Linked DNA regions of Homo sapiens: all the other regions are linked to region 1. Evidence: chromatin loops called from intact Hi-C (ENCODE). Cell type or tissue: endothelial cell of umbilical vein. All regions are shown on one strand. Region 1 holds the start of TMEM200A (transmembrane protein 200A). Region 2 has its middle 220 kb from the start of SMLR1. Region 3 overlaps LOC105378003 (a long non-coding RNA gene). Region 4 overlaps EPB41L2 (erythrocyte membrane protein band 4.1 like 2).

Region 1 (8,000 bases):
TCAGCAGACAAAACATAGCGTAAGTCCAGGAACAAGTGGATCTGCTTGATAAAACTGTAAATCAGATATACATTCCTTAATAAAATGAGGTCCATCTCATTGCAGGTTTGGATTTCTGTTGCTGCACAAGTTATTTTTCCTCTTTTAAATTCTACCCTCTATTTGATAAGTAACGTGTATGACTACAAGGGCTTATTTTTTATCCTCTACTAATTTTGCTTAAGAAATGTAAAAGTTGACATTTGCTTTTATCTTTGTTCTTATCTATCTTCCTAAGCTAAATATGAATTTCTTTCCTTTATGCTAAGAGTCATCATGAGAAGTACAGCATTTAACCAATCAGTTCAGATCCGTTCCCTCTATATGTCAGTAGTTATCCTTTTCTGGCCAATGAGCTATTGTCAAAATTCTGAAGCTACACAAGTCCAAATATAACAATCTAACTCCTGTAGTATTCAAAAGCTTCACTAAAAATTCCACTAAGTTAAAATAACAAGTACAGCCATCCCTCTTTACAATGATCTTTCCTGAAGAATCCCTTCTGATTACGGGTGTCTTCAGACACTACAGCATTTACCTAGACCTGCCTCAAAGGCAACAGGTGAAGCCTTTCTGTGCTAACTGCCTGGAATTTACCTACAGGGACTTTCCATACAACTCTAATGAAGGCTTTCCCAGCCCAGATACAAAGCTAATTATAACCAGGGTTACAAATTATAGTTACATTATCTCATAATTATGAGCTATCTAGTAGGACTTGGTTAAAAAATCATTCTAAACACCTCAGTGTGTGTTTTTTACAGTAAAAAAATCATACTGTTAAATTGTCAAAGCATTTAACTATAGTTTCCACTTAATGGAAGCATTATTTTCTGTTTAGAAGGACTTCTATTCTTCACTTGAGGTGTTTATAAAGAATGAAACTACAACTACATACTTCTGTGTAGGTAAACAGTGGGAAAATAAAGTAAGGTTTAAAAAGTTTCAAAATTTAGTCTACTTTTCACAAAATGATAATGCTTTCTAGTATCAGTAGCCAAATAACAAATTGAAGGTCTTTTTATAAGTGTTCCATAATTCAAGAAACGACAAAGTAAATAGCTTTCACAAGCTCTGGTAATATTTATGCATACAGCACTATAGAAAGTGTGCCTCAAACTTGGTTTGATTGCAAAACCGAGAGTTCAATATTCTTTCTTATAAACAAGAATAATCATCGATTCTTGAAATGTTTTCTATGCAGTTGTCCATAACTACTTCTGAAGGTATTCAGAAGAGACAAGGCAAGAGACACTTTAGTCCAACATATTTAGTTTTTAAATACACCAGACTAAGGTGGACCGGACTAAGGCTGATTCCAATTAGTCAATTACCTGTATGTGCTGCATCTGCCTTTCTCTCCGACATTACCAATGCCCGGTACTGAACAATGAATTGTTATTTAAAAAAAACACACAAACACACACACATTTTTCTAAATCAAACAGCGGTAAATACACACAGAGAGCTTGCGCCTACACAATGTGAAGTGTTGGCTGGAACAATTTATAGCAAAAGAATGATTAATGAAGCAAATCTTAGAAGCCCTCAGTCCTTTCTCTTACAGACAAGACTACAGGGAGAAGAGTAGTGCTGAATTTTGCAAATAATTGCTTTGCCTCTCCATTTTGCCTGTGTAGATTCTACCCCATCCAGATACTGCTTTACGAAACCCTGACCATACTTTGCTCAATCATGAATTAACGCTGTGGACATTACAGAGAATGCTGACTCTCAGGAACCGAGACAAAGGAGGGTGTTGCTTGGAGAAACCCAGCCAGGCGCTCCAGTACTCCGGGTTCTTGGAGGCTGCCCCGCACGGCTTCTCTCGCGCTCCCGGGACTGGGGAGTCTGGACCTGATGGCGGACTTGGTTTATTTCCCAAACTTTAGGAGAGACAGCGTTTACCTAACTCTGGAGGCTGTAGCGGAGGGGAGGGGAGGGCAGAGGGCTGAAGAAGTGCCCGGTTTCGGCTGCGGTGGCCGCCCACCCACCTCCCCACTCCCGTCAGCACCCTTTCCTTCCCCTCACCTGTCCTGAGCACCGGGCCCTGGGGGTCGGGTCGCCTCTCCCTGTTCTCAGTCCTGGTCTCACTCCAGGAGCTGTCGGGACGTCGGGCGCCTCTGGAGGCGGACGAAGAAGGCGGCAGGGTCGGGGGCGTCAGCGGGAATCTCGGCCGCCGCGGGCAGCCGCGGTCTCCCTCCCCATCCCAGGGCTCGGGCGGCCACCGCGGGCGGATGAGTCAGGCGAGGGGGCGGGTGGCAAGGGGTGCAAGCGGACGGAGGGTGGGGGCGCCCCTATGCCCGCGCCGGGGGGGCACCGGAGGCCTCGGGGCAGGGGATGCGCCGCTGCCGGTGCTCACAGAGGGCCGCCGCCATCCGGGCGCAGAGTCCAGGCGCGCCTGCCCTCGGAGGGCACCGGGCGCAGCAAGCCGGGCAGGGGAGAGGGAGTCGCCGCTCAGGCGGCGCCGCCACCGCGTCCAAGAAAGACAAAAGGGACCGGGAACGGGAGGGGAAAAGTTTTCTGCTCGGCTCCAGATGGATCCCAGCCCCAAACCTCACGCCATAAAGCCCCGAAGAGGCGGGTTGGGGGCGGGGGCCGGGGCGGACTTCCAGGGGCGTGGCTGCGCGCCTGCGACCCCGGACCGTGCCAATCTCGCCGCCGCCCCAAAACCTGTGGGAAACCCCAGTCCTGCCACCCACTCCTCCTGGAGGACGCAGACAGGATCTGCTCTGCAGGAGCCCAGGCCGGCCGATCCGCGTCCCGGCCACAAAGTTGCACTTCGAGAGCCCAAATCACCCGCAGACAAAACCCATCTTTGGGAACAAAGTACCCGCTTGCAGGCGCTCTTCCCGGGCTGGAAGGCTGGCGTGCGGAAACGGACACACCCACCCGTGGGGCCCGCCTCTAGCTACCGCGGGACCACCGGTTACCGAGCCAGGGACCCGGCTCCCCCAGTTCTCCGGAGCGGCTGGGGAGCTCCAGCCGACTCGCAGTATTCCCGGAGCAGGCACCGCAGGACCCTGGCTCCACGCCCCTCGGACGCTTTCTCCTCAGATGCCGCCCGGCGGGCCGGGGTCCCCCTGGCGGGCTGCGCGGGCGCTGCGCGAGCTAAACCAAACCTGGCCGGAAAAGACGCGGCCAAGGCCCGCTCCGTCCACGCTTCCCGCCGGCCCGGCAAGGGGTTCCGGAGAACGGCTTGGGGGGGCGAGAACCATGGGCGGGGGAAATGGAAGACAGAGGGAACTGAAGCACGGGGGTCTTCGATGAGCAGTGCGGATGTTCGACTCCAAACATCAAAGCCAACGAGAGGTTCAGGTTACTCCTCCTTGACCCCAAACATCCAGTGAGTGGAGACTGGCCTGTTCACAGAGTAAAATATGTCGTCTCTAATTCGGCAAAGACGGTGATGACTGTATATATGCAGGCCAATTCCGTAAGTAAAGTTTCATGTAAAACTAATTACCGGATATTCCAACCACCCCCTGTGCAGGCCAGCCGCATGCACAAGGTGTGTGCTATGCTTGTGTCCCCTGGATCTGTTTTAAGTGATAGAAGGCAAGTATGATATTCTGGTGCAGTGTATTTGTTTATTTCGGCGTGTGATCTGTTTATCTCGTTTTCAAGAAAAGTTTGCTTCTGGGGGGGTATAAAATCCGTGTTTGGGGGGTGGGGGAGAGCCATGCAAAAATTTCCACATTAGAAAAAAAAGTCTTTAAAATCAGATATGGCAATGAGAAGAGACTGTAGAAATGGATTTCCTGTGGTATAACCTTCTTGCCTTGACTAGAAGAATTTAGAGATTGGGCACTTTTAGTGGAGATGTCACAATCAAAATGTTTTATAAAAAGAAAGAAAAGAAAACTAAAGGAGTTACGGTGGGGGAAGGATGAGTCACCTTTATAAACCATCTGTGGTTTTATTTTTACCCCACCTGCATCTAGTATTCTAGCCCACAGCCACCTGCTCAATTCTCTTAGGTTTTCTTAAATGTGTTTGTCAAGCACCATATCAAAGGAGTGTGCTTCCATTGGGCCCTCTTCCTAGTTACCTCTACATTTTATAAAGAAACACCCTGAAGCCACATTGTCTGTAAAGCTCCTGAGAGGAAACACCTCCTGGTTCCCCTCACTATCTAAGGAGTGAGTAATAGGAATAGGCTCATAGTCCATAGATCATTTGAGGTGACATCCTCTCTAAGACCCATGGTAAAACGTTTAAAATGGTCATCTAGCCATTTTAAGCATTGAGTGACTGAGCCGTCCTCAAAAAGAGACTGATGAGAGCCATGAAAAAAGGAATAAGCACATTCTTAAGGCCACAGATATTGATGCTTCCTCATTTATGAACTATGAACTCAGATTTTAGTGATTTACCAAAAAAGAAGAAAGATAGACTAAGTAAAATCACCAAAAGGGAATTATTTAGATTTCTTTTTAAAATAATTACTATTAGTCTCAGAAGAGGCGGGTAAAATGGCCTGTAAATAGAGGATTATTTGCAATTCAGTAGTCCGAGCAACTCTCAACACATTAGTTATAAATTTTCCCTGACCTTGAGTGCTCAAGGGAATCTCAGGTAAATTATTTATCCTTACTAATGGCCAATATCTTCCCATCTGACAGTGAATATACCATGCCAGTAATGGATTTTGAATTCAGCTACACATCGGCTTTGGAAATAATGGATAGAAGTCAACTATTTTCTACTTCTCGCCATCAAGTAGCACTGCACTTCACACATAATATTTTTTGCTGTGTCTATATGAGATATGTAAATTTCCACTAGAACAAGCCCATCTTATAAGAGTGCATAGTAGAAAGAGAGTAATCCAAGTGTCCTGTAATCCAAGCTCCACCACCTACTAACAGAGGGACTTGGTACCTCATTTCTCCCATCCCTTAAGTAGGAACAAAGTATCTATTTCAAAGTGTTGTGAAAATTGAATGAAATGATGTGTATAATATTCTTCCTACAAGTCACAGATCCTCAATACATATGTGATTGAACATATATACACTCACATCAAACTTGTTTTAATGCAATTAACATCATCAAAAAAAGGCTCTTCCTCTGGAATCAAGAATTAACATGAAAAAAGGTCAAAATATGAAGATCAACATTTTCACTCTTGGTATAGTATTATAAAAGTCTGATGGATGGCAATTCATATTTAATGAATTAATTTTGGAAACATACGTTGAAATGAAAAAGAATGAGTATTCTTAAGAGGTCATGTAACAAGGCTAAGAGAAGGGCTATTAGAAAATTTGTGTGGGATTATATTCATTTCCTCTTGCCTTAAATGTAGCCCATAGCATTTTTAGGCCTGAGAAGGGATCCTTAAACAGAAAATAAAAATGTCTTCAATGGGAAAAAATAGAATTGTTTGCTAGATTTTTATCTGAATGGCTTTGTTCTTGATGTGAAATAGATTGATAGTCTTAAAACCCCTGTAGTATTTCTGCTAGCAGCCATGGGTGCTTTTTCAAAGTAGAGGGTAAAGTCAATAAAGAAAATGAACTTTCTGACTTTATTCTTGAAATAAGTAAATAGGGGGAGGAATATAGGATAAAGAAAAAGGTAGAGGAAATATATTTAAAAATAAAATTTTAAGGTCATTTTTATTTCACCGTGATTTTGAATAGCACTTTGTCATACTTTTCATGTTTTCTTTCTCATTATGTGCAATTGACTAATAGTTCAGTGGATTTCACAGCAGAAAGATGTTGCTAATTTCTTTTCTGTTCATTAAATGTGCAAGTAACAGTGCTAACCCCTCTCAGATTGATGTTTTATAATGTTGAGGCTGATACGACTACTTAAATATTTATAAATTCTGTATTAGATACAGAATCATCTATATTAGATAATCAGATACCTCCTTGTTAGATAATAAACCTGATTAGATTCTTTTTGCCTGAGGGGCACTGGCAGCGTACCATTTAGAAATGTGAAAGGAGCCATACTCTCTCCCTTCCAAAGCCCAGTTCTTTCCTCTGAACAGATTTGTGCCTGTTGAAGGATAATCACCAAGTAGCTTATAGAAATCCAAAAATTACTTTTTAAAGATTTTGACTGTTTTTGTTGCAAGAATCTACCTGTAGAAGATAATAGAGATTTGACTGAAATGAGAGAAGATGGTAGTGGTGGCCCACCTGTTCCACTGTCCATGGTACTGAACCAGTCATTCTTTCGTTAGTGCCTGACTACTCAAAAGCATAGTCCGAGACTCGGCAATATTTGCATCACGGGGGAACTGTTAGAATAGCAAGATCTCAGGCCCTTGCCCAAACCTATTAAATCATACTCTGCAACTCAGCAACATACTCAAGTGATCTGTCTGCATGTTAATATTTGAAAAGCACTGCACTAGGGCACTGTTCATATGTCCTCTGACTTCCCTGGTGCTCTGCTTATATCAGCCTTCACTTCAGTCCCTTCCAGAAGCACAGCCCAAATGCTGCCTTTTTAGCTACATTTCAGTTGGTGATGGTGGTGTGGTGTTACACAGAGAGCATAGCCTTTGACCCGAACAGCCGGGCTAAAATATTAACTTTTACTGACTATTCTGGGTTTAATTGCCCTCATCCATAAACTGCCAATAATTTTAACATGTCCACATAACACTGATTTAAGTGTTCACTGATAATAAAATTATAGTTGTAAAACATTTGGGTCGGCATGTAGCAGATGTTCAACAAATCTCTCAGGCACTGTGTGAGTGATACTTCCCCAACCCAAGAAGGGGTGCCTCTCAGCATAACATTCTCAGACACTGTGAAAATTTATTGTAAAAGAATTTAATTCTGCAGTTTCTGCTCAATCAAAACAGTACAACCACATTAAATTAGTTGACAAAATAAAATTTTAAAATTCACTACATCATCTTTCTGTTTGGGATTTATCCATCCATAATCATGATCTAGAGTAAAGAAAAATAAGGTTTTTCTTAACAATTTTATTAGATCTGTTTTTATTAAATTAGAACAAAACTACTTGGCATCTTGAATTCTAAAATGTTTATAAATATCAAGATTTCTTAATCCTACAGCCAACAGACTGTACACACATACAGCTGAGTTTGTAAACAGTAATCATTTAGACCTGAATTAAGCCACAATTTTGGTAAAATATAATGCAGTTTAAATCGTGCTATTTAGGGGTCCAGGGAATACCCTTTCATGTTGCGGGAAGTCAGGGACCCCCAAACGGAGGGACCAGCTGAAGCCATGGCAGAAGAACATGGATTGTGAAGATTTCATGGACATTTATTAGTTCCCCCAAATTAATACTTTTATAATTTCTTATGCCTGTCTTTACTGCAATCTCTAAACACAAATTGTGAAGTTTTCATGGACACTTATCACTTCCCCAATCAATATCCTTGTGATTTCCTATGCCTGTCTTTACTTTAATCTCTTAATTCTGTCATCTCGTAAGCTGAGGAGGATATATGTTGCCTCAGGACCCTGTGATAATTGCGTTAACTGCACAAATTGTAGAGCATGTGTGTTTGAAGAATATGAAATCTGGGCACCTTGAAAAAAGAACAGTATAACAGCAATTGTTCAGGGAATAAGAGAGATAACCTTAAACTCTGACCTCCAGTGAGCCGGGCGGGACAGAGCCATATTTCTCTTCTTTCAAAAGCAAATGGGAGAAATATTGCTGAATTATTTTCTCAGCAATGAACATCCCTGAGAAAGAGAATATGCCCCTGAGGGTGGGTCTCTAAAATGGCCCCCTTGGGTGTGGCCATCTTCTATGGTCGAAACTGTAGGGATGAAATAAATCCCAGTCTCCCATAGCGCTCCCAGGCTTATTAGGAAGAGGAAATTCACGCCTAATAAATTTTGGTCAGACTGGTTGCTCTCAAACCCTGTCTCCTGATAAGATGTTATCAATGACAATGGTGCCCGAAACTTCATTAGCAATTTTAATTTTGCCCCGGTCCTGTG
Region 2 (8,000 bases), 240 kb before region 1:
CCACTCATGAGGGAAGAGCTCTTATGATCTAATAACCTCTTATTAGATCTCACCTCCTAACACTGTTGTACAGAGGACTTTTCCAACACATAAACTTTGGGAGACACATCCAAATCACAGCAGTCATGTTCTGTGAAAGCAACAGAGTCAGGCTGAAAACCCAAGTCTGTTTAAATGTAGTCTATGTTCTTAATCTTCACACTATATTGCCTGTTAATGCTTTTTTTTTTTTTTTTTTTTTGACTGAGTCTTGTTCTATTGCCAGGCTGGAGCATAGTGGCACATTCTTGGCTCACTGCAACCTCTGCCTTCCAGGTTTAAGCAATTTCCCTGCTTCAGCCTCCCAAGTAGCTGGGACTACAGGCATGCGCCACCACACCCAGCTAATTTTTTTGTATTTTTTCAGTAGAGATGGGGTTTCACCACGTTGGCCAGGATGGTCTCGATCTCCTGACCTTGTGATCTGCCCGTCTTCGCCTCCCAACGTGCTGGGATTACAGGTATGAGCCACTGCGCCTGGCCCAATACATGTTTTTATGTAACATTTTACTTGACATTTGTAAAAAATCAAAATTAAAATAAACTTAAAAAACAAGAAGCTACTACTTGGAACTATCAGTTGGAGCAACACTATCCTCACTGTGCCTGTTTAGTTAGGGTTGGCACCTCTTAGACTGTGAGTTTCTCTGACTGTAGCATGGAATGTCTTTGTTATAATGCTCTGATGTTCTCAGATTAAGTATACCATTATAAAAAAGATACATAGACTTAGTATTATTCCTTTAATTATTGGATAAATCAGATTTCCCTCTGTCTGTTTGCTTAAAAATATATCACAGAGGAATACTTTCCTTAGATTATTCTAAACCTTTTTGGGTAAAACTTAAGACTTAAACCTGAGACTTGGATAACAGTGCCTTTATAGATATGTAAAGACCAAAAAAAAAGTCCGCATATACCATTGAACTAAATCAGATGAAATTTAAGTAAGTGAATAACATATTCTACAATAGAGAAGAAAACAGACTGTTTAGGTAAAGGCATATGCAGGAAAGCACGATGCCTGTGGCCTTGCAAAACCATATCGCCTGCATAGTTCTATGCCTGAGCTTTGGCCCTAATACTCAGGGCTCACCTTGTTCCTCGGAGGCCACTCTTCTCCTATTCCCCATGACAACTGTGCTTCACCAGGACTCGACTCTACTTAATGGTCTTGACAATTGCTACTTAAAAGGTTATAGTCCTTTTGTTTCCCTATTTATTATATTTCCTGACTTTCCATCATTTATCGTTTCCTATCTGAGATACAGGAAGGACTTGATTCATAATTTGTTTTGCCCCAAATGTTTACTACACTATGAAATTATTGGTTTGGCTTTAGAGTGAAGGTGTGGAAATAAGTGTGTATATTTCAAGTTTAAATATTTAATAAAGGCAATTTGACTGTAACCATATCTTCTCTAAATGTTACTTCTTTCTCTGTTGAGAGTTGTCTATGGCCCCCAATGAAAGACCACCTGCAGTACAACCATAGCTAAACCAAATGGAGTTTATTGACTTGTTCCAATGAGGAAGACCATATACCATGGAGAGCTGTGGGGTGACTCAATAAGAACGTGGTAGAAAGGACCCACATGATCTGGGCTTGTGTTAGACAATTTTTGAGAAGATTCAAGGAAGTAGGTTTTGCTCCAGATTGGATGCTGTTGGGAAGCAATTCTATGACTGGGTATCTTTTATAAATCTTATCTATATGGCAGGAGGAATGAAGTGAGGCTAAAGCTGTAATTGGTAAAGAAGCAGCTTTCATATCAGCTAGGGTAGGGGATGTTTAATATTTTGGGGGGTTTGGACAATGTTCTTGTTTTTGTACAAGTTCAGACATCTTTTGGAAGTGTCTTGATTTTGTCATGATCTATCAAAGTCATACAGGGGACTTGACTGATGTGGGTGTTCTGTGAAATTGTGTTCAGCAGGACAGCACCACAACCTAGCTCTGAGTGCCAGGACAGTACTGACAGCACCAGGCAAGCTCCGGCCTGTCAAGATCTGGCTTTTCTCTTCTCTTTTTCAGAGTCCTTAACAAGATTTTAGAATCATTCAGCAACCTCCGAGACTATATCTCTCCTGACACCAATGACCTTGGCTTTGAATTCCTTGCTCAGTGAATGTGCTTAGAAAATGCTGGTTGGAGAGTAATTTCTCCCTTTTCTCTGGCCAGCTTGACCTTTAGGGTGACATTTGGCTGGATAAACAAAAATATCTTAAAATAACATAAATCTAATTTTAAATCTGCTTGGGAAATCATAAACCATTAGTAAAATATGTTCTCTTGGTTCTAAATATACTTTTTTAGTTTAGTTGTCTTAATTAGCATAATTTACCGACACTAAAAATAATTTCTAGAACAAAAGTCTCTGAAAGTAGAAGTAAAAAGAGCTCTTTTCCTCTGCATTTTAGAGCTCAATCTCCCACAACTTTACTACAAACACTTTAAAAGACTTTGGTGAAGTAGTGATCCTGATTTTAATACTGAGCTATTTTATTGTTATTGTCCATTAGCTATTTGGAATTCCTACCATGAAAGTACAGTGCTGAGGATGCATACATTTCTCTTGTTTTCAGCCTCAACATTCTTAGATGATTAGCATTTGACAGATGAAACATACAATGCTTAAGATGATCTTGGTAAAGACAATAATTACAGCTTATCACATGGTTGCACTTTAAAAACCTCACAGTGAGGAATGGTCACCAGAAAATGGGGCTCCCTGTTATCAGGAAGATGAATCAGAAAAAGAAAGGACTTTGATGGCAGAGGCCATTCACTCCACCAATCAATCAATTAATCCACCAGACAATTTAATGTCTATTCGTTGAATTCCAAACTTGAGCCAGATTCATTGCTGTATGCTGGAACACCAATGTGAGAAGGAACAGAGCTCCTTCTCTCATGGAGTTTACTGGAGTAGGTAAGGCAGACATGCAAATTAATGTCTGCATAATTGCAAATGGAAGCCCTATAAAGAAAGGGAACTGGTTTCCACGAAAGCATAGAACAGTGGGACCTGAATTAGACTGGACTTTCAGGAAAGACATTCTTGGAAAAGTGACCCCAGAACTAAGAAAGAGGAGTAGGTGAGACACTTGGGGAAAGAGGGAAAGGAGGATGGCTGAAGAATGTTTCAGACAGAGGGAAGAACAGAAACAAAGGCTTTGGGGCAGGCATGAGGAGGGCTTGTGTCCTGGTGTGGGCTCCCTGGAAACAGACTCTGAAACAGAGATTTGTGGCCAGGTGTTTATCGGGTGTGCTTTCACGAATAACACCTGTAAGGAAAGGAGGAGGCTCTGGAGTTGGAGTGTCCTTTGGAGCTGCCTAAAATTCAGGCCTCTGAGGCTACTTATGGACCAATCTTCTGTCCCGAGGTGGGGGCATGACCTTAGGAGAACCAGGTGAGGGCAATTCCCAAAGTGGGACTCAGGTGTGAGCTAAGCAGCTTAAATTCCTAGCAGCTGGGGGAAATGAGTGCCTTGGGCTTGAAAGGGGAGCTGGGTGGGATGCCACACAGGGCTCTGCTGCGATGACCTGCGATGCTCTGTGGGGATGGAGGTCAGATTGCTGAAAGGTAAGTGAGTGATGGGACAAGAATCTGGAAGTGGGAGCAGGATCCACACACACAGGGCCTGGCCTCCTAAGACTTTTTAGGGATTGTACCTTAAGAGCTATTAAGGGGAATAATAAGGGTTAGGGCCAGCATGGCTTCAGAGGGATGATGCATATCCTGGGCAGGGAGATACTCTAAGCTGCAGGGCGACCCTCCTGTGTTTCTGTCTCCTTTCAAATTAGCTCAGTGACTTGTATTAATTGTTCTCAAGGATACCCATTTTAGCACTCTTTTTGCTTCTGTTTTTTGTTTTTGAGACGGAGTCTCGCTCTTTTCCCCCAGGCTGGAGTGCAATGGCGCAATCTCGTCTCACTGCAACCTCTGCCTCCCAGGTTCAAGCAATTCTCCTGCCTCAGCCTGCCGAGTAGCTGGGATTACAGGTGTGTGACACCATGCCTGGCTAATTTTTGTATTTTTAGTAGAGACAGGGTTTCACCATGTTGACCTCAGGTAATCTGCCTGGCTCGGCCTCCAAAGTGCTGGGATTATAGTCGTGAGCCACCGCGCCCTGCCCCATTTCAGCATTCTTGGTTGTTCTCCTTCAGATTTCCCAACTCAGAAGCCAGGCAATACTATCGGTGAGAGAATTAAGCATATCTGTGGCTGTGGGCTGAAAGATACTTGCTTCCTCTCAGGGTATCCAAATGCAAATGTTTAAAAAACTCCCTGGAAGATATGCTGTATTTTATTGGCCATTTCCCCACCAGTACTCAAATGTACCATGTAATATAAGAACCCTTAATCACGTGAAGCATGTTATATGTGAGACTGTCATAATTGGTGTCAACTATGTTTAGTTAGAAAGATTTTGTGTTATATGTGGCTATCTTCTGTATCTCTATCATCCCTACCCTCAGATGAAAGGGCGTTCATAATACTAACCAGAACAATCAAGTTGATTTAGTAAAACCTCATCACATGCCTGATAATCACATATCAAGCATGCACACTTTGTATTTAGATGTTTGATTTGATATTTGGTGCTATCATTATGAATCAGTCTTTCCGCTTTCATGCTGTAGCGTGTGATCTTTCAGGAACTCCTGAGAAGCCACGGAAATGATTCTTGCTCAGCTCCTTCCCCTGGAACGATGAATCATGGTAACTCATAAAAACCAGGGAGAGCTCTTGTCTGACAGTTTAATAGCTTTCCCTTTAGTCAGTCGGTGTAAGAATCTAATTTTGAGCCTATTCATTTGTGAAAAAAGGTCAGCGTAATTTCCTGATAGCTCCTGTGGCCTCTCTCCAGAATGGGCTGTCTTCCATACATGACAATGATGCTGGTACCATGTTGTGCAAAGTTCATGCTCTAAGGTGTTTTTCCCCACTGAGTCCTGATCCTAGGTCCAGATTCACAGGCACAAAACCCTCACCGGGGCATCATTCCAGACCTTCAGCTCTCTCCCTCACAATCAATCATCATGTCTGGCCAGTTCTACCCCCTGAGCAACTCTCTTCTTTCCATCTTTTCTGCCTTCACTGTAGACAAGCGTACCACCATCACCCGTTGGTTTGACTTCTGTCCCCGTCCAATTCAGACAGGTAGCCTGTAATTCCCTCAGAGGCAATTCCTCCAAATAAAAATCTGATCAGGTACTTCCCTTGTAAAAACCCTTTAGGGGCTCCCATCACCCTAGATTTTAACACGTTTATAAGCCACACTTACGAGCCTTCACCACTTCCATCTCCATGCACATTTCTAGGTTCCATTGTAAAAGGAGACTGTCCCATCTGTCTGTAGGAAAAGTCTTTCAAATGAAAATATAGCCTGGATATTGTAGGCTACTTTTCCAACTAGAAACTTTGTAGGAAGGGCTACTCTTTAGGGGAATAGTCATGATTATTTCAAACTTAAATACCTTTCCTTTGCATTGTTGAGAATAGTATGAATCATCTCTCACATGAAAGGGCCTATTGAAATTATATATTTTAATTCAACAAACCCTAATATTGTATTGATAATAAAGATAACTGAAAACCCCTAACCCTGGGGAGATTAAAATCTGTAGGTGAAATAGGGACTCTTAAACAACTAACTACAGCTGCAACTAATTCTGTATTGGAGGTATAACATGCCGTGGATGATAATAATTCATTCTGACTGGAATATCAGTAAAGACAGCATCTGATCTTGGCTTTGGAGTAGAAAGAGGTTGTTCTGGATAAATAGAATATCAAAAGAGCTTTGCTAGAAACAAAGAGTTGGGGAAGATATCCAATCATTGGCCTGGAGAGAGAAGAATGAAGAGTTATAGCAGGAAATGGTCCTGGGAAGACAGATTATACTTAGGTCAGAGGAAGCTGTAAATGCCATTCTAAGTAAGAATCACTTACTTGATAGGAAGCAAGAGAGGTTTTGAAGGTCTGTTGTGGCAAATCTGGCTTGTATTTTAGGAATGTTACCCAGCTGTGAGAAGGAATGTTGGAATAGTATAGAGATTGGAGGCAAGATAGTGAGATAGAAGAGTGAGTCAGGAAAAGTACTACAATGAAGGGGACAGGCATGGGAGATACTGAATAATTGATGAGTCTTGGCTATGGGTTGTATATAACAGTGAGAGTAAGAGAGTTGGAAATCTCCTGGTAATACTTGTCTGGGCACGGTTAACGCTTCCAAGATGACTCCCAATGATCCCCACCTCCTGGTAGTCTCATGCTCATGTCATCCCCTCCCACATTGTACCAGGATTGGCCTCATTGACCAATAATGGCAGAAGTGATGGTGTGTGGTTTTTGATATTAGGTTATAAAATCAGTGTGCCCTTTTTCCTTGGTTGCTTATTCTTGAATATTTGCTTGGGGGAAGTGGCTGCCTTCTAGTAATTAGCCCTATGGTAGGCACACGTGGTAAGGAACTGGGGCCTCTTGACAATACCCATGTGAGTGAGCTTGAAAGTCATTTCTCTAGCCCAAAGAAGTCTTTATATAACTATGGCCCCAGCTGACATCTTTTTTTCTTTTCTTTTCTCTCTTTTTTTTTTTTTTTTGAGACGGAGCCTCGCTCTGTCACCCAGGCTGGAGTGCAGTGGGGCGATCTCAGCTCACTGCAAGCTCCACCTCCCGGGTTCATGCCATTCTCCTGCCTCAGCCTCCCGAGTAGCTGGGACTACAGGTGCCCGCCACTGCACCGGGCTAATTTTTTTTTTTTTGTATTTTTAGTAGAGATGGGGTTTCACCGTGGTCTTGATCTCCTGACCTCGTGATCTGCCCACCTTGGCCTCCCAAAATGCTGGGATTACAGGTGTGAGCCACCGCACCCGGCCCCAGCTGACATCTTGACCACCACAACCTCACAGGAGATCCTGAGCCTGAACCACTCAGCTAAGCTGTTCGCAGAATTCCAACTCTCAGAAACTATGTGAGCTGAGTTTGGGGAATTTTTAATGCAACAATCAATAGAAAACTAACACACTTGGTAATTAGACAGCTCTGATTAGCTAAGGAGTACAGGTAGTATTAGGGAGTATTAGGGAGTACAGGGAAGGGAAACTGGTTTTATCAAGGAGATGACAAACTTGAATTTTGAGATATTTGGATTGTGCTATATCTCTAAGTCTGTGTTCATTAGGCATTTGGAAACAGATGTCGATTTGGAAGTCATCTGCAAGGTGTAGAATGGTGGCTCTTAAGCTGAAGCATTCATCAGAATCAGAATTTGTTGTTAAACAGAATGCTGGGCCCTACCCCCCGAGTTTCTGGTTCTGTAAGTTTGGGCCTGGGCCCACAATTTGTATTTCTAACAAAGTTGCTGGTGATACTATTTTGGGTTCAGGGACCACACTTTGATAACCACTGATGTTGAATCACTGAGAAGAAAACACAAAGTAATGACATTTATTATAACTAATAGTTCTCTTCTCTCTCTCAAGTATTATATATCTACATATACATTGTAGACCTGAAATATTTAGTAATTAAAGAACATGAAATAAATTTACATTATTGACCAAAATCAGGGGTTGGAGATTTTTGTAGACAACAATAAATTGAAACCATGTACAAGGTAAAAATTGAGTTTCCTTGTTTTATAAGGTATATATGTAATCAACACTTCTATGGATTCACAGTAGACACCTTTTCCTTACTCTCTCTGATTTTTGCTCTTAGTTTTGTATTTATGACCTGAAAATGGATTTCAGTTAATCAGCAAGCAAATATGAAAAGGAAATCCAAAAGGAACTTTAAAATATTCAATTATGTGCTACAAACAGGACTTTCATGTTTCTTCTTAGATTACTGGAATAAATCTCAAGAGATGATGCTTTGACAACCAGGAGGACTGATTACATAGATCCCACAGCAAAACTGTGGTATTGGGTGGTGCATCTCGGCAGA
Region 3 (8,000 bases), 390 kb before region 1:
GGATTGAGGTCCCTCTTGCTGCTAGCCCATCTGCCACATTCATCTTCCCCAAGAATGTAGCTTGATTCTGCCAGACCCCTGGCAGGTGGAAAATGACTTCCCATAACCTACAGAATAACATTCTGAATCTTTGGGATGACCTATACATCCCCTCACAGGATGCCTCAATTTGCCTACCCAAGATATTTCTGACAACTCCTCTGGTAGTCACTGGTGATAGAGATGAACTGAATAATTGGATTATGCCCTCTTCCACTCCATGGTTTTCTACTTTTCTGCCTCTGTGCACACTGTCTGCTCCATGCTCTTCCCTAAGAAAATTCTACTCATCCTTCAAGGTCCATCTCAAATGCTCTGAAGATTTCCTTAATCTCTATAACTAGAGACGGTCTCGTGCTCCTTTAAACTTGATGATATTTTTGGCCAGGCACTGTGGCTCATGCCTGTAATCCCAGCACTTTGGGAGGCTGAGACAGGTGGATCACCTGAGGTCAGCAGTTCAAGACCAGCCTGGCCAACATGGTGAAACCCTGTCTCTATTAAAAACACAAAAAAATTAGCTGGGCGTGGTGGTACATGCCTGCAATCCCAGCACTTGGGAGGCTGAGGCAGAAGAATCGCTTGAACCTGGGAGGCAGAGGTTGCAGTGAGCCGAGACTGCTCCACTGCACTCCAGCCTGGGCGACAGAGTGAGACTCCATCTCAAAAACAAACAAAAAACAACAATTTTTTTGTTGGATTTTTGTTTTTGCATTATGTCTTGAATTATAGTTGTGTATTTAATTTCTCTTATTTTTAAATTCTTAACAAAATTTTGTGGATATATAGTAGGTGTATATATTTATGAGGTAAATAAGATGTTTTGAGACAGGCACGCAATGTGAAATAAGCACATCACGGAGAATGGGGTATCCATTCTGTTAAGCATTTATCCTTCGCGTTAAAACAATCCAATTACATTCTTTAAGCTATTTAAAAATATACAGTTAAGTTATTTATGATTGTCACCCTATTGTGCTATCAAATAGTAGGTCTTATTCATTCTTTCTATTTTTTTGTACCCATTAATCATCTGATAAGGTTTGGCTGTGTCCTCACCCAAATCTCATCTTGAATTCCCATGTGTTGTGGGAGGAACCCGGTGGGAGGTGATTGAATCATGTGGACAGGTCTTTCCTGTGCTGTTCTCGTGATAGTGAATGGGTCTCATGAGATCTGATGGTTTTATAAGGGGGAGTTTCCCTGCACAGTCTCTCTCTCTTTGCCTACTGCTATTCATATAAGATGTGACTTGCTCCTCCTTGCCTTCTGCCATGATTGTGAGGTCTCCCCAGCCATGTGGAACTGTAAGTCCATTAAACCTCTTTCTCTTGTAAATAGCCCAGCATCGGGTATGTCTTTTTTAGCAGCATGAGAACGGACTTAGCAGAACATCTTTGAGTCTCATTTTTCTGTTGAAAATATTTATATCTTATCATAATTTTATGGTGTGGTGTTTTCCAGTAAGTTGCATTGCTCCTTTTTTTTTTTTTTTTTTTTTTTTTGAGACAAGGTCTCCTTCTGTCACCTACGCTGGAGTGCAGTGGCAGAATCTCAGCTCACTGCAACCTCCACCTCCTGGGTTCAAGTGATTCTTGTGCCTCAGCTTCCCAAGTAGCTGAGACTATAATTACACACCACCATGCCTGGCTAAGTTTTGAATGTTTTGGTAGAGATGGGGTTTCATCATGTTGGCCAGACTGGTCTTAAATTCTTGACCTCATGTGATCCACCCTCCTCAGCCTCCCAAAGTACTGGGATTACTGGTGTGAGCCACTGAACCCGGCCAAGTTATATTGCTTCTTAAGTAACTTGCATGTGATGTTTCTTAAATAGTTTTAGTGGAAATATCATTAAATTGAACCAGTAGCTAATCCACCATAAAGAATTTTTCCAGGAATAGATGTTCCATTGTCATCTGGATTCTACTCTTTCTAAAGAAAAGAAAACCATAATTATTATGATTGATCCCTTTATGGGATGAATCTTTTGAAACTCTGGCTGCTTTTAAGAGTTTTCACTTCATTTTTTTTTCTTTAAGTTTTCTTATAATGTTACCAGTTGTGGTTTTATTTGTTTTTATCCTATTTGGAATTCACTAAGCTTCCCAAATCTGTTTTTGCTTAAATATAGAAAAATTTTGGCCCATGTTTCTTCAAATGTAATTTTTTGCTTGACTTTTTTTTTTTCTCTCCTTTCTTTCTGGGGCTCCAGTTACATATATGTTAAATGCTTGATATTATTCCACAAGTAAATCAGGTTCTGTTTATTTTAAAAAATATTTACCTTTTCTGTGCTTCAATTTAGATGACTTTCGTTCACTTGTCTTCAAATTCACTAACTCTTTTTTCGTGATGGCCAATTTTTTAAATTTTTGCATAATACATGCTCATGTCTTGGGGGTACATGTTACAATTTAATACATTCATATAATTTGTACAGATCAAATCAGTGTAATTGGGATACACATCATCTTAAATATTTGTCTTTCTTTATTCTAGAAACATTCAAATTATTCTCTTCTAGCTATGTTGAAATATATAATGGATTATTATAAACTAGAGCTACCCTACTTATCTGTCAAACATTAGGTCTTATTTCTTCTATCAAGCTGTATATCTGTATCCATTAATAACTTCTCTTCATCTTCCCCTTATCCTTCTCAGGTTCTGGTAAGCACCAGTCTACTCTTTACCTTCATGAGACCCACTGTTTTAGCTCCCAAATATGAGTGAGAACATGCAATATTTGTCTTTCTGTGCTTGGCTTATTTCACTTAAAATAATGACCTCTAAGTCTATCCATGTTGCTGCAAATGACAGGACTTCATTCTTTTTTACGACTAAATAATATTCCATTGTGTATATGCAGCCAAATTTTCTTTATTCATCCACTGATAGACACAGGTTAATTTCAATATTTTGTATGTTGTGAATAGTGCTGCAGTAAATAAGGGAGTGCTCTTTCTTTATAATTTACCAGTTGATTTTCTCTTTCCTCCCAACCCCGACCAGGTCACTGCCTCCCTTTGAGCACTAGATGGTGCTTTAAGCACAGGTTGTCTAGGTTCTAGTAAATGTCCCAAAGGGAATATCCTGATAGAGTGGGAAGACTGGCTAGGGTGTCATGCCCAGGAAACCTGCAGGACAATCCTATAGCATGGTGCTGCTGAATAGCCACTCTGATTTGGCATCTCCTTTGGCTGAATTACAGAGCAGTTTCCAGGCCTAGGATGGTAGTCCTGCCTCCCCTCTTTGTTTTTGGCTGTCCTCAGGGCTATTTCTCCCTTCAGGCACTCCTGTTGATTCCTGGGGCTGAGGCAAGGACAGATCTTCTGCCAGGAAACCCAAGATGATGGGGAAGCCAGTTGTCCATCTTCACCTCACTTTTTGAGAAACCATGAGTCAGGGAAAAATTTTCTGTGCACTTGGTGCTAGGCAGATTGGGGGAAGGATGTCACAGACATGGAAGTCTGATTCTCTTACTGTCTACTAAGAGATTCTGAGTTTCTTCATTTCTTTGTGGCCTCAGGAACTGTCTCATTCTCATATTTTAGTTTTGGATATTATTGCTGGTGATAATCTTGGGGCTGTATATTTGTTTTTGGTTTTCTGTTGGGAGAGTGGTGCCAGCTAGCTTCTATGCTTCCATTTTGGAATGAGAAATTTCTCAAGAGATTTATTGTATATCATGGTGACTACAGTTAATAACAATATATTGTATATTTGAAAATTGCTAAGACAGTAGTTTTTAAGTGTCTGTACCACAAAAAATATAAGTATATGAAGTATTGCATATATTAAATAACTTGATTTAGCCATTCCTCAATGTATACATGTATTAAAACATCATGTTGCACACCATAAACATATACAGTGTTTTATTGTCAATTAAAATAATTAAGTAAAGAAAACCCCCAAATAAATTACTGTGCTAGGTACTATGAAGCAGTTCAAAATAGAATAAGTTCTCAAGAAGCTTTCAATTCCATATAGATGATAAGAGAATCAAGTTAAAAGATAAATTCAGAAAACAGAACAGCTGTGTTGCTGCTTGTTTTCTTTGTCAGACTTGGATCTCTCATCCAACAAATGAGAGTACTAATGCCTATTCCATAGGATCATTGTGAGAAATTTGTCAGATTAATGTTTATAAAATGCCTAGGGTAGTGTTTGGCGCTTAATTGGCATTCATTAGATGACAGGGTGGCTTGTGGCTGATGTGGCCTCTGCTGTTCTTCCTGTTGGTGTTGTTGATGCTCACCAATGAAAGCAGTCAGGAAACCTCCATTTTACACATGATTGAACTGGAAGGACATTGTATTTGAATTCTAAATAAATGGGAGTACGCATTGGTGTGTTCTAAAGATCTTCCCGAGAAGAAGGTGTGGGGAGAGACAATGCAGGAAATACCCATTTTGACTTCCTTATAGGTCTGCCCTAAGGAGAAACCATATACCCAGGGCCTGGGGAAGTTGAGTAAGGGATTCAAGACCAGGAGAGGTTGAACCTCCCTTCACAGCTACACATCTCTTCTTGTTATTTCAGGAATTGAAAGGCCTGAAAAACAAACAAGACAGATATTTTTCTAATCTTTCAGAAGCTGACTCTCCCACAGTCCCCTAGAGCTAGGCCCAAAGCACAGTCCAGTGGAGAATGGGTAGGGAAACAAATTGGGTCTCTGCTTTTCCCAATCTCTCTTCCTTCGTCTATTGTTCTCTATTTCTCTGTTTCACCCAGAAAACCTCCGCTTCTGTACTGTAACCCCCAGATTCTGAACTCAAAACTGACTTATCTTGATACCAGTCCTCACTATCAAATGCTCCAGAAAGGGGAAAATTTTGGCATGGATTTTTCAATGATGTAAGGGAGGAACATATTTTTCCTCTACTCTCAGGTTCATTGACTGGAGCCCTGCAAATTAGATTGACAAAAGACAGATTAACAGGATAAAAGGCATATAAGTTCTATTGGATTTTTTTTGCGACACAGGGACCTTCCTAGAAAACACATGAAAATCTCAAGAAACAGATAGGCCTGAGAGCTTATATACCTATTTAACAAAGAGTCATACATTGTGGAGGCATGTCAAGGCAAAGGAAAGGGGTTTTTAGACTTCTAGGGGCTGAAAACTGAGGAATGGTAATGACATGGAGGAAACTTACAGAAGATAAAAGCTATCTAAGCAAGGTTTGTTTGTGCAGATCCATCTCAGTGTCATCTTTCCATCTTCTTCATGGCCATAAACCTTCCCTGGGAGAAGGGCTCTATGGCAGTCCTTATTATTGAGGAGTTTCTGCTTTTAGTCAGATCAGGGAGGCTCTGAGAAAGCTTCCTTCTACATCTGTTGAATCTCACACGTTTTCAGCTCAAAATAATCTTTATGCCAAAGCACATATTTTGGAGTAGCATATTCTGATCCCCTTCAATTACAGTGACATACATAAACAATACTGAGCATTAACACTTCTTATTCTTAATTGCTTTGTCCAGGCTTACCCTGTTATTACCATATACCCCCTATGAAAAGGACAGTAAAATTATCACCAAGATAATATTTTTGTTGTTGAGTGTTATTTTAAGGTGTCTGCAGGGCATATCTTTAGAAGGAGCTTCTAAATGGCACCTTTAGTAATAAAACCTGAACTAGAAATGCACATAAAATCTTTTCGATGGACTCTGTTAAGGTTCTGAGTCCTTTCGTTATTTTGTGTATTTAACCACGTAGGCATATGGCGTAAGTTCTGAAATTTTAGAGAACAGGGATGCAGAACATTATTTTATTTTATCAAAGTATTTATGTCATTTCTTTTTTCCCTTATAATCTTTTATAGAACTATAGCTCCAGATTTGTTTCTTTAAGTACATTCCTGATACAGAAAGAGAAATCATCAAGTAGGGATCAAACATAACCTTTGGAAATTATTTTTCATGCTTAACTTCTAGAAGCATGAAACCAAACTTTTCTTATTTGGATGATACAAATAACTGTATCTAAATTTTCAGTAATTTCTGGTTTAGTTTTAGATCTGTATTTGGTTTAGTTAAGGTGTTGCATTTTCAAGATAAAACAAAATGACTTTTGCTTTTTAAAATGCTCATTAGAATTTCCATGTCAAGGCTACAGCATGTCAGTTGTAGTATATGTGTCTTTCTGTATTCCAATATCACCAACATTTTTCTAGTTACCTTACCACTTTGGGTTAAACTCACACTGCAAGTTGCTATGACAACAGAGATATTGTGAATGCTTAACCCAGTATGCTCTCTGTAAATCACACTTTTAAGGGTAATTTTTCTAACAAAGCATTGTTTAAATTGCTTCGAAGTTACAGCAATTAAGTCTTTGATTATAAATATCAGAGTGGAAAGAAAAGCAAATTTTGGAACTCCAAAGCAGGGTTATAATGCTAACAGCAGACAGATACAGTTTTAATGGGTGGGGCATCACATATTTTGCATATGTTTCTATTGATTTTGGGCAGGGTAATGCAGGCATCTCACTTAACCCATTTATAGACTGGTAAAATTGTTCACTCTGTCCTTTCTTCTATTTAAACTTATCTTCATTATTATAATTTTTCAGTATGTTGCCATGAAAATGGCCTCTTCTGACCAACTGACATGGAAATAACTTATTTTCTACTGGTAATTTAATTTCATCCATTAAAATTGTGTCTGTCTTAGATTGCCACCTTTGGTTCCAACTCGTTTTATGTATGTATGTAGCTGGGTGGTCTCTTGTGAGATTTTTGTCAAATAGGGCTGCGATCATCTCATATCTCAACTGGGGCTGAAGAATCCACTTCCAAACTCACTCATGTAGTTGTTGACAGACCTCAGTTCCTCAGAAGCTGTTGGCCAGAGGCCTCCCTCTGTTCCTCTCCAGTGGGCTTCTCCACAGGCCAGCTTGAAACATGGCAGCTGGCTTCCCCCAGAGCAAATAATCCAAGGAAGAGAGAGTATGAGAGAGAGAGAGAGAAAGAGAGAAAGAGAGACAGTGTGAGAGAGAGCTAGCCAAGACCACCCAAGACAGAAGCCTCCGTCTTTTCATAACCTCACTTCAGTGACATTTCATCATTTCTGCAATTTTCTATTCATTACATGCTGGTCATTAAGGCCACCGTATACTTGAGGGGAGGGAAATTAAGTTCCACCTCTAGAAAGTAAGAATATCAAAGAATTGTAGACCTATTTTTAAAAACCACAACGGCAGAACTATGTGGAATGTTAATTATTATTTCTCTTCTGATGCTTTTTACCAAATCTACTGTGGCTACATAATCGTTTAAGACATTAATTTGTTTTTGTGGTTCTCTTATATTTTTCCATTTCTCTTTTCGTTTTCTTTTTTAGGAAGTAGATAATAAGACTGTTGCCTCTAGGGATTTATGTGGCTGAGGGGAAAACAGTACTGGCTTACAAGTGTTCCTGGCTTTTGCTTTACAAAAGCCTAATCACTTAGAAAAACACTGAGTATTTTCGTAGACACTAAGAAGGGTGGGTTATTTGTGGAAACAACCAACATATTTGGCAGGTGAATACAGGAGGGGAAAAAAAAGAAAGGAAGCTTCTAGAGGGCATGAGAGACCTGGGAACCGGCACCAAACTTTCTAACCCATCACCTAGTTGGGTCTCCCATGAGATGCTGGAGAGGTATGGTTATGCAGTTTATCTGTAAGAGGGACCTGGGTTGCCTCCCAGAAGATCCCCACAGCCGTGGGTGGCAGAGGAAGCTCAGAGAGCCTCCAGAGCCAAGAGGGCCAAGCAGACAAGGGCAGTGACATGTGGGAACCACCACCATCCTTTTAGTCATGTGTAAAAATACAGAAAGATCAGCATAACCTAGGGATGCCCCAGTGAAATGGGGGCCTAGGGCCAGAAATTGAGTTATAGAAAATTAAAAAATATTTTCTTCAGCCTTGAGTTGTGACCAAGTCCCTGACAACCACACTTCTGTAG
Region 4 (8,000 bases), 480 kb before region 1:
TGTCGGGAAAAGCAAACCTCCATCGTGGTTATGTATAGAGTTCTCAGCACAGCTGGAAACATTTGTTGAAGGCAAATTGCAGATGGTCTTACATGCCATGTCCTTTAGTAATATGAATTTATCAGTAGTGTGTATGATTGACTGAAAAGCTTCTAGATTAGATGAAGTACCCTGTAAAGAAATCAAGATACTGGTTCAGACAGTTAGTAATGGGGATACTGAACTGGACATCTCTAAGAGTAAGATTGAATTTAACTTGGAAGCAAAGCCAGGAGTAAAATATCATAGGAACATCTATAAAAGTTAAATCCGATATTTTTTTGCTTTTCAGTCAGATGAAGCTCAGTATCTTTATTACTATTTGAAGTAAAGTTATATTAGCATGTAGGCCTTTGAGAGTAATACAGTTCATTCAGAGGACACAGGGCTCAGGAAGGTCAACCCAGTCCCAAAAGGCCTGAAGATGGGACTTGGGCCTTAAAGGACCCACAGAAGAGCCTCCTAAGAAGGTGGGGTCTCCAAACAGCATGAACATGTTCCAGCAAACCAGGAAAAGCAAAAGCATTTTGCTGAATTATTTGTAGAACAGATACTGTGCTTCATTTGACTGCAGAGAAAAACACTGGATTTAATTTCTCCCTGTACTCAGCAGATACACAAATATCTGTGACAGAAGAAAACGGCAGTAGTTTAGTGATAGCAGATTGGACATAAGCAGTTCTCAAACTGAATGGTCTCAGGACCACTTTATACACCTAAAAATTATTGAAGGCCCAAAGAGATTTTGTTCATGTGAATTGTATCTATTGAAATTTATCATAAGTCAAAACTGAGAAGTTTTATAAATATTTATTAAGTTAAAAATCATCACATAGTGAAAGAAGTCTGTCTAGAAAGACTATATATGTTGTATGATCAAACTGTATGACATCCTGGAAAAGGTAAAATGATGGAGACAGTAAAAGGGTCATTCGCTGCCACTGATCTCCTCAAGAGTCTTAATATCGGGAAGCTATCAAGCTCATGGTGGCCAAAACACCATTTTCCAAATTCTAATGTTCACCTAAAAGCTTGCATTTTATCATTGGCAACAAGTACTGTCAATTGTTTCTCTTGAGGCGACAGGCTCAACTTCATTTTCAATAAAAGGTTTACCTAGTATCCAAATTGAATAACATCCCTTGTCTGTCAGTGATTCTCTCAAGTAAGAAAGGTGGTTGATGAAAAAGCAGCTGCTTCAACTCACAGTTCAGACATTCCCATAGATGCTTTTCCTCTAGACATTGTTGTACTTCTGTATGCAGCGGGAATGGCGTGTGCATACTTCCCATTTCATCACACAGAATATTAAAAAGATGCACTCAGGCTTGAGATGTAGGAAAATTAATATTTCTTCTGTGTCCTCAAGGACTTCCTTAAGTGAAACTGTCTTCTCTATTTTACTGCAAGTGCACACTGGTAAAGAATAAGGTGCCAGGCCAGGCCTGGTGGCTCACGCCTGTAATCCGAACACGTTGGGAGGTTGAGGTGAGAGGATTGCTTGAGGCCTGGAGTTCGAGACCAGACTGGGCAGTATAGCAAGAGCTTGTGTCCACAAAAAACTTTTTAAAAATTAGCTGGGTGTGATGGTATGTGCCTGTAGTCCTAGCTACTTGGGAGGCTGAGGCAGGAGGATCCCTTGAGTCCAGGAGTTCAAGGCTGCAGTGAGCTATGATTGCACCACTGCACCCCAGCCTGGGTGACAGAGCAAGACCCTGCCTCTAAAAAAAAAAGAATAAGGTTACCTCAAATATAGTTTGATTCCTCTGCTTCGACTTATGTAGGCTGAGCTGCCAGTAGATTTACTCACCATTATTTGTTTACACCATTGGTGAAAATGCCAACACACTGAAAAGGACATAATGTCTTAGTATGATAATGAAAACAGTTTTGACTCTATGGTCCCCTTAAAGAGACTCAGCAGTCCTCAGGGGCTGCAGGCTACACTTCGTGTATATTTTAATGGTAATACAGACATTTTAAGAATTGACTTTTTTCTGGGTTTAACCAAATGGAAATTTAGCATGCTTGCATTTTTGGCTCTGGGATTTTTATTTTATTTATTTATTTGTTTATTTGAGACAGTCTCGTTCTGGCAGCCAGGCTGGAGTGCAGTGGCATGATCTCAGCTCACTGCAACTTCTGCCTCGTGGGTTCAAGCGATTCTCCTGCCTCAGCCCCCCAGTAGCTGGGATTACAGGCGTGTGCCACCATGCCCAGCTAATTTTTATGTCTTTAGTAGAGATTGGGTTTCGCCATGTTGGCCAGGCTGGTCCCAAACTCCTGATCTCAGGTGATCTGCCCTTCTCGACCTCCCAAAGTGCTGGGATTACAGGAGTGAACCACCGTGCCCAGCTGATTTTTATAATTTAAACAATGGAAATTCTGTTTAGAAATTAAAATCAAATATGCAAATTGAGGATAAAAGAAGAATAAAATGAAAAGTTCAGCATTTGAAATAACTGTCAAATCCATAAAGTATCATATTTAAAATTTAATTTTACACCTGAGTGCACAGAGTTCATTTTTGCTTAGGAAATGCAGTGTCTTAAGACAGTCTTGCTCTGTGGCCAGGCTGGAGTACAGTGGCACGATCCCAGCTTGCGCAACCTTCGACTCCCAGCTTCAAGTGATTCTCCTGCCTCAGCCTCCTGAGTAGCTGGGACTACAGGCGCCCACCACCATGCCCAGCTAATTTTTTTTTGTATTTTTAGTAGAGACGGGATTTCACCATGTTGGCCACATGGTTTCACCATGTGAAACCCCTGACCTCGTGATCTGCCTGCCTCAGCCTCCCAAAATGCTGGGATTACAGGCGTCAGCCACCATGCCCAGCCTTAAGTAAATATTTCATTCCCGTTTTCAGAATATTTGATTATGTTATTGCTCTGTGGTAATTGAATGTTCATTAATCTGAAGAAATGTTGTTTTCTTGTATTATTTGCATTGTTGTATTATCTGGGGGAAAACCACATTTTTGCATTTTTATTGAGACTTCTCTCTAGATGAGTGCTGTACCACTTAAAGGCAGCATTGCTAGTATTTTCTGTCAAATGCTTTTTGAAATCAGTTTACTGAGTCAATTTCTGGAGTAGAGCACTCAAGATTGAGATCAATACATGAGCCCTTTGTCTCTAGAAACTCAAAGATTGTGCTTTTCGGGCAAGATCATAGAACTTGTATGTATGGACTTTTTTCACCACTGCTCATTGGGTGCACTGAGAGGGTAAATAACTCTCTGATCCCTCTGTGAGTGCTTAAGACAAGGCATGCAACCAACATATATCCTTGAAGAACTTGAACATAGAATTACTCCTGTGATTAGATGAAATTGAGCCACATTGATCTATTCTCACATTGGCCAAAAGAGGGGGACATAGACTAAGGAATGTGACTATAGTAGTTAGAATGTTTACTGACATTGTATAGGCCAGGGTGGAACAGTGACACTTGGAAACAGAACAGTGGTATGAATGCTTTTATTTTTGTTGACTTCACCACAATTCTAATACATAAAGTATAATCCATATGCTTAACAGCTATGATCTTACCCAAACTCAGGATGAACCTGTGATAGTGTAAAAGTGAAAGCAGGTTGAATTAATGTCTATAATTAATGCCTGCCAATTTGTATTGACAAAGATGCCCAGACTTCTATGAATATGAGTAGAATTCAAGCTTAGAGAAAGAAAAGAATGTTCTTGAAACTTTTACAGCTTTTACATGAAGAGCCATTGCCTAGTTTTCAGTTTGGTTGGAATATGTAATAAATCATTTAGTCCCAAATTCTAGCCTGTAAAAAATTGTCAGATATTAAGTTTATTTCTCACAGACACCTGCCAGAGGACAGAAAAGTACAGTATTTCTGATGCTTATGTAGCAGTGACATTGGTGATTCTGTCTTTATCTTTTCTCTTTTCTAGCTCAAAAGCTAACTGTTTAGTACTTAGGAACGTATTTCTACATGTGTTTAAGTGCAAGAAACAGTCAAAAAAGATAAGTGGATATGTAAATAAAGTCTTCGTACAATAAGTTACTTCTTGTTCATCCACGCCAATAAGGAACTGGGATGTTTTGACACAATATCTAATAACTCAGAGTTAAACTTGATTTACTGATTTTTAAAGAATGAGAAAATAAATAAGTTTTAACATTAAAATGGCAATAAAATGATTCTGAAAGCTGTTTGGAATCCTAAGAGCACATGAAGGTTATCATTTATAATATTCATTACCAGAAAAAAAGTTTATTAATGGAAATAAATTACATTTTGAGTTTATTTGGGTAACTATGTCTTTTTCTCTATATTTAGCTCAGTAAATGTTGAAGTTTTTTGAGATCAAGATCCCTTCAATTCCAACATATGCTTAGTTTCCTGTAATAACTTTGAAACAAGTTTAATTTTAGCTTTTCTTTACAAATTTATGACTCATTACAAAGTGAAATTTTTATTTTTGATGAAAACAGATGCAAAGCAATAAAGTGACATAGGGCCTAGAGAAAATGGAGACTAGAATCCTAAACATTGTTCTCTCTGTAGGTTTTCAGGCCCTGATAGCATCAGGGGTTTGTTTTTTTAATAACATAAACTAGGCAAAATGGCAGCTGTGTTCAACAAATGATGCATATTTACTAAACAAAGCAAATGGAAATACCAGCTCTGAAGGAACAAGAACAGGTTCCATGACTGAAGGTGTCATATAACTGCCAAATCCAATTTGATTGGTAATTGTATCCATTTCCCTTCATCATCCCCCACATTTCTTTTCATAATTACTAACCTAAAAAAAGACTTTCTATTTTCTCCATTGATTTTTTTTTCCCCCAGCCTAGAATCAAACAGAAGTACTAATGAGTAATGAAATAACCTAAGGCAGACAACAGGGTAGAAAACAATGAAGTTGATTAATCAATCTGTCCTGAATAATCAAGAGGCTTTAATATTATCTGTGATAAATCTAAATGGTAGGAACTTTTTTCATTAAAGCAAGACTTAATTTTACCTAACCAAAAGAGTGTACATTCTAATTGACTTTGGGAGCAGTGTCTCTTGGAAAAGACGTTAATTACCACTCTGCACTGTCCTTTGTGATTACCTATCATTTGCCAAAACTTCCAACCAAGTTCAAATATAAAATGAAACAATTGCCACCTTAAAACCCTTTTCTCTTTCAGGGCCATTGCACCATCATGGGTTTTTTAAAAAGTCTTCTCCACTTACCTTTGATTGTGGACTTCTGCAAGACTCTGTGGCTTTCATTTATTCCTATGCTCACATGAGACTTAGTTCTATCTGTTGGTTTCACTTATCCCTTGTTCTGATGCCCAAATCTATATCCCTAGGTCTAATGCTTCACCCAGGCTGTAAGCCTTCATTCTCTCCTTTTTTTGAGGTCCCAGACTCCAAACCTTATCATCCTGTCTTATACTTACTTCTTAACCACCACACTCTGATTATTCTCCTTAGTGGTGCCTCTCAAATTTCTCTCCCACCTGATTTCTGTGGTGACCACTCAAGTCTGGGTCCTGGCCATCTGGCAGGAATGCCTGACATTTGTCATCTTCCTCATCCAGCTGGACTCCTGCACTGGTCTCCTGACTGTTGTTCCTGCCTCTACTCCTTGCCGGCTTCAGCTTATTCATCACACTGAAGCCACAGCAGTGTTTTCAAAACGTAAATCACACCATGACAAACCCTTCCTCAAAACCAAAGAAGAAACGATCCCAACCTCCTTTCCTGGGCTTATCATGCCCTGCATGACTGGCCAACCCCAAGTTCTTTGACCAGTCTTCTATCTCTCTGTGGCTCTTGCACTCTGCCCTGGACCATTGTAGTAGATTGCCAACTGGTCTTTTCGTCCAAATGTTTTTTCTTAATTCATTTTTTTTTTTTTTTGGTCAATTAGATCAAGCTGGTACTTCTCAGTCTATTAAAGAATAGACCTAATATTTTGTACCTTTATTTACTACTCACTATACCAATGCTCAACTTTAGTAATGTCCCTTTCTTCACCGTCCTATTCCTTCCATTCGTTTCTGCCTCCTCCCCCAACATACATCTTACTGTCATAATACTGTGTACTTCTTCACCTCCATGCCTCTTTCCTCATTGTGTTTTTCCACCTGAAGCACCATTTCCATTCGTTTTAGCACAAAGAAAATAGACTTTGACTTTCCCTTTCCCTGAGTATAGCTTTAAAACCTACCTTGGTTTCTGTCTTTAAATTCTTACATATGAATTGTCTCTGTTTTATGCTAATAAATTCTTTTGCAGTGAACTCTTATTTGCCAGTTGCTTCTAGCGTACTTGTCAATTCTCCAGGTATTTTAAGGCCCTCGAGAGTGGAATAGTGTCTCATGCTTGTCTTCTGGTAAACATACTATTTAATGTAAGACTAGGCAGACAGTAACTGTTGATTACTTGATTGAAAACTTGATGAATGTTACTTAACATTTTTTTCAAGCCTGTGTTTTTGGAATATTTAAGCCTTCTGTTTTTTTTTTTTTTTTCTCTTCTAGAAAGTCATTTTTTAAACAACACTCAACTTTGTGAACCCCTGAAGATTTTTTGACCGTTCCAAGTCTTAATGCCACACCACTATTCCAGCGAATTTATGCTACAACTGGTAACAATGACCAGAAGCCTGAAGAATTAAAATGCCAACACCAAACCTTTCCTTACCAGCTCTGGTCTATATTGCTCCCATGCATTTAATATATTATTTTGTTTTATAACCACTTCTAAATATTCTCAGTTCTTTCTTTTTGTTGTTGTTAATTAAGGGGTTTTGGTTTTGTTTTCTGTTTACTTTGTGTGCAACTACCTGCTTTTAATGACTCACTTTGATCAAATGACAGTGAACAAAGCCAGCCCAAGCTGGTAAGGTGCTGTTCACTTGAACAGGTGCTGTTGCGCAGAAAGGAAACTCTGTGACTAATTTAGATAGTGGCTTTCCTTCTTCTGGATTCTTTTCATTGAATTCTCACAGTAAATATTTACGGAGTTTTCAAATTGCAGCAAATATACTGTATGAGAAAATATTAATACAGATTAAAAGCCTTTCTTACATCTTGAAAATTTTCTAATATTTGAGAATTTCACAGGGATGTTTTTTATATTGGACCCTTTTGACTTTCCAGTCCTGTGACTTTCTACTTTTAGTAGAGAGTCAGAATCTCTGGACTGGAGAATAATGAAGAAGTTCACTGACTGTGCACTGTGCTTAGAGACCCTGCCGCACCACAGTGCCAATGCTTGTCAGACACATGCCCTTCGGCAGCATTCCAGAACAGGAGGGAAGAGAAAGAGAAAACTTTCTTCCCTTCTACTAAAAGATTCAGGCAGCTTAAAACCTTAGTGCTTTCTTTCTTAACATACCCACATTTCAATTCTTTCCATTATTTGAACACTTGGGTAGAACTCTTGCTTTGTATTAAACCTCTTTGTCTACACATGTAAAACTTACCTTTTGTTATTGAGCAGGCCTATCTCTTTCAGATAGTTTTATGATTCACACAGGTTTGAGGATGCTGGGGAGAGGGGGAGGGGGCTGTGGTGGTGTTCTGTTGGTTACAAGAAAGTTATACCATTTAAAGCTGGCACCAGAGACCCGATAGGGACTTATTAACTATATTGAACATTTTTTCCTTTGCCTTTGACCCTATGTATAGTTACGATGCCAGATTAGATTTATAGCAGCCTCAAGTTGTATTAAATGATATTTTGCTTCCTGTAATACTATTATAAAATAAAGTTTGTTTATTCTCTAAACTTGTCACTTCTCTTTTTCTAAAGGGTTAAAAAAACAAACTTGAGTGATATTTTTCATCAGAAGTCTTAGTATTTTGTGAAAAGTAGCATTTCAAAATCTGTTTTCAGCTCTTCTGTAATTTGATGATGCTGCCAACATCACTATTTGAAACGGTGAAAGCGACGTTGAAAGTTTGTAAATCTAATGTTG

The links. Hi-C counts contacts between places; a loop is a spot of excess contacts. Peaks named below come from ENCODE experiments on the same cell type or tissue, not always from the same donor. Only the 100,000 strongest peaks of a DNase experiment are listed, where the experiment ranks them.
Region 2: a loop joins it to region 1, with 8 times the contacts of the local background. A loop is called at or near these places in 4 of 110 quality-filtered maps.
Region 3: a loop joins it to region 1, with 10 times the contacts of the local background. A loop is called at or near these places in 4 of 110 quality-filtered maps.
Region 4: it touches region 1 in a loop (14-fold over the local background); 9 of 110 quality-filtered maps call a loop at or near these places.

The regions. Positions count from the first base shown.
Region 1 is chr6:130,360,595-130,368,594 of GRCh38, reverse strand. It overlaps TMEM200A (transmembrane protein 200A), which reads right to left and starts at 2,578. Exons shown (of 3, transcript NM_001258277.2): 1 at 2,071-2,578. It also overlaps a transcript of SAMD3 not described here. RefSeq lists silencers at 3,045-3,144, 6,104-6,304. In endothelial cell of umbilical vein, a CTCF peak has its summit at 3,133; no DNase peak of the experiment used is centred here; H3K4me3 peaks cover 1,675 bases; H3K27me3 peaks cover 1,432 bases.
Region 2 is chr6:130,599,221-130,607,220 of GRCh38, reverse strand. No RefSeq gene overlaps it. Among named protein-coding and RNA genes, the nearest start is that of SMLR1, 220 kb to the left of the region's middle. RefSeq lists an enhancer at 4,062-5,261. In endothelial cell of umbilical vein, no CTCF peak of the experiment used is centred here; DNase peaks (open chromatin) are centred at 4,750 and 5,930; H3K27ac peaks cover 2,891 bases.
Region 3 is chr6:130,755,289-130,763,288 of GRCh38, reverse strand. The region is part of intron 1 of LOC105378003 (a long non-coding RNA gene); the gene reads left to right. Among named protein-coding and RNA genes, the nearest start is that of SMLR1, 68 kb to the left of the region's middle. In endothelial cell of umbilical vein, a CTCF peak has its summit at 3,073 (motif pointing right); a DNase peak (open chromatin) is centred at 3,088; H3K27me3 peaks cover 188 bases.
Region 4 is chr6:130,839,157-130,847,156 of GRCh38, reverse strand. It overlaps EPB41L2 (erythrocyte membrane protein band 4.1 like 2), which reads left to right. Exons shown (of 20, transcript NM_001431.4): 20 at 6,559-7,810. Among named protein-coding and RNA genes, the nearest start is that of SMLR1, 16 kb to the right of the region's middle. In endothelial cell of umbilical vein, a CTCF peak has its summit at 3,400; a DNase peak (open chromatin) is centred at 3,416.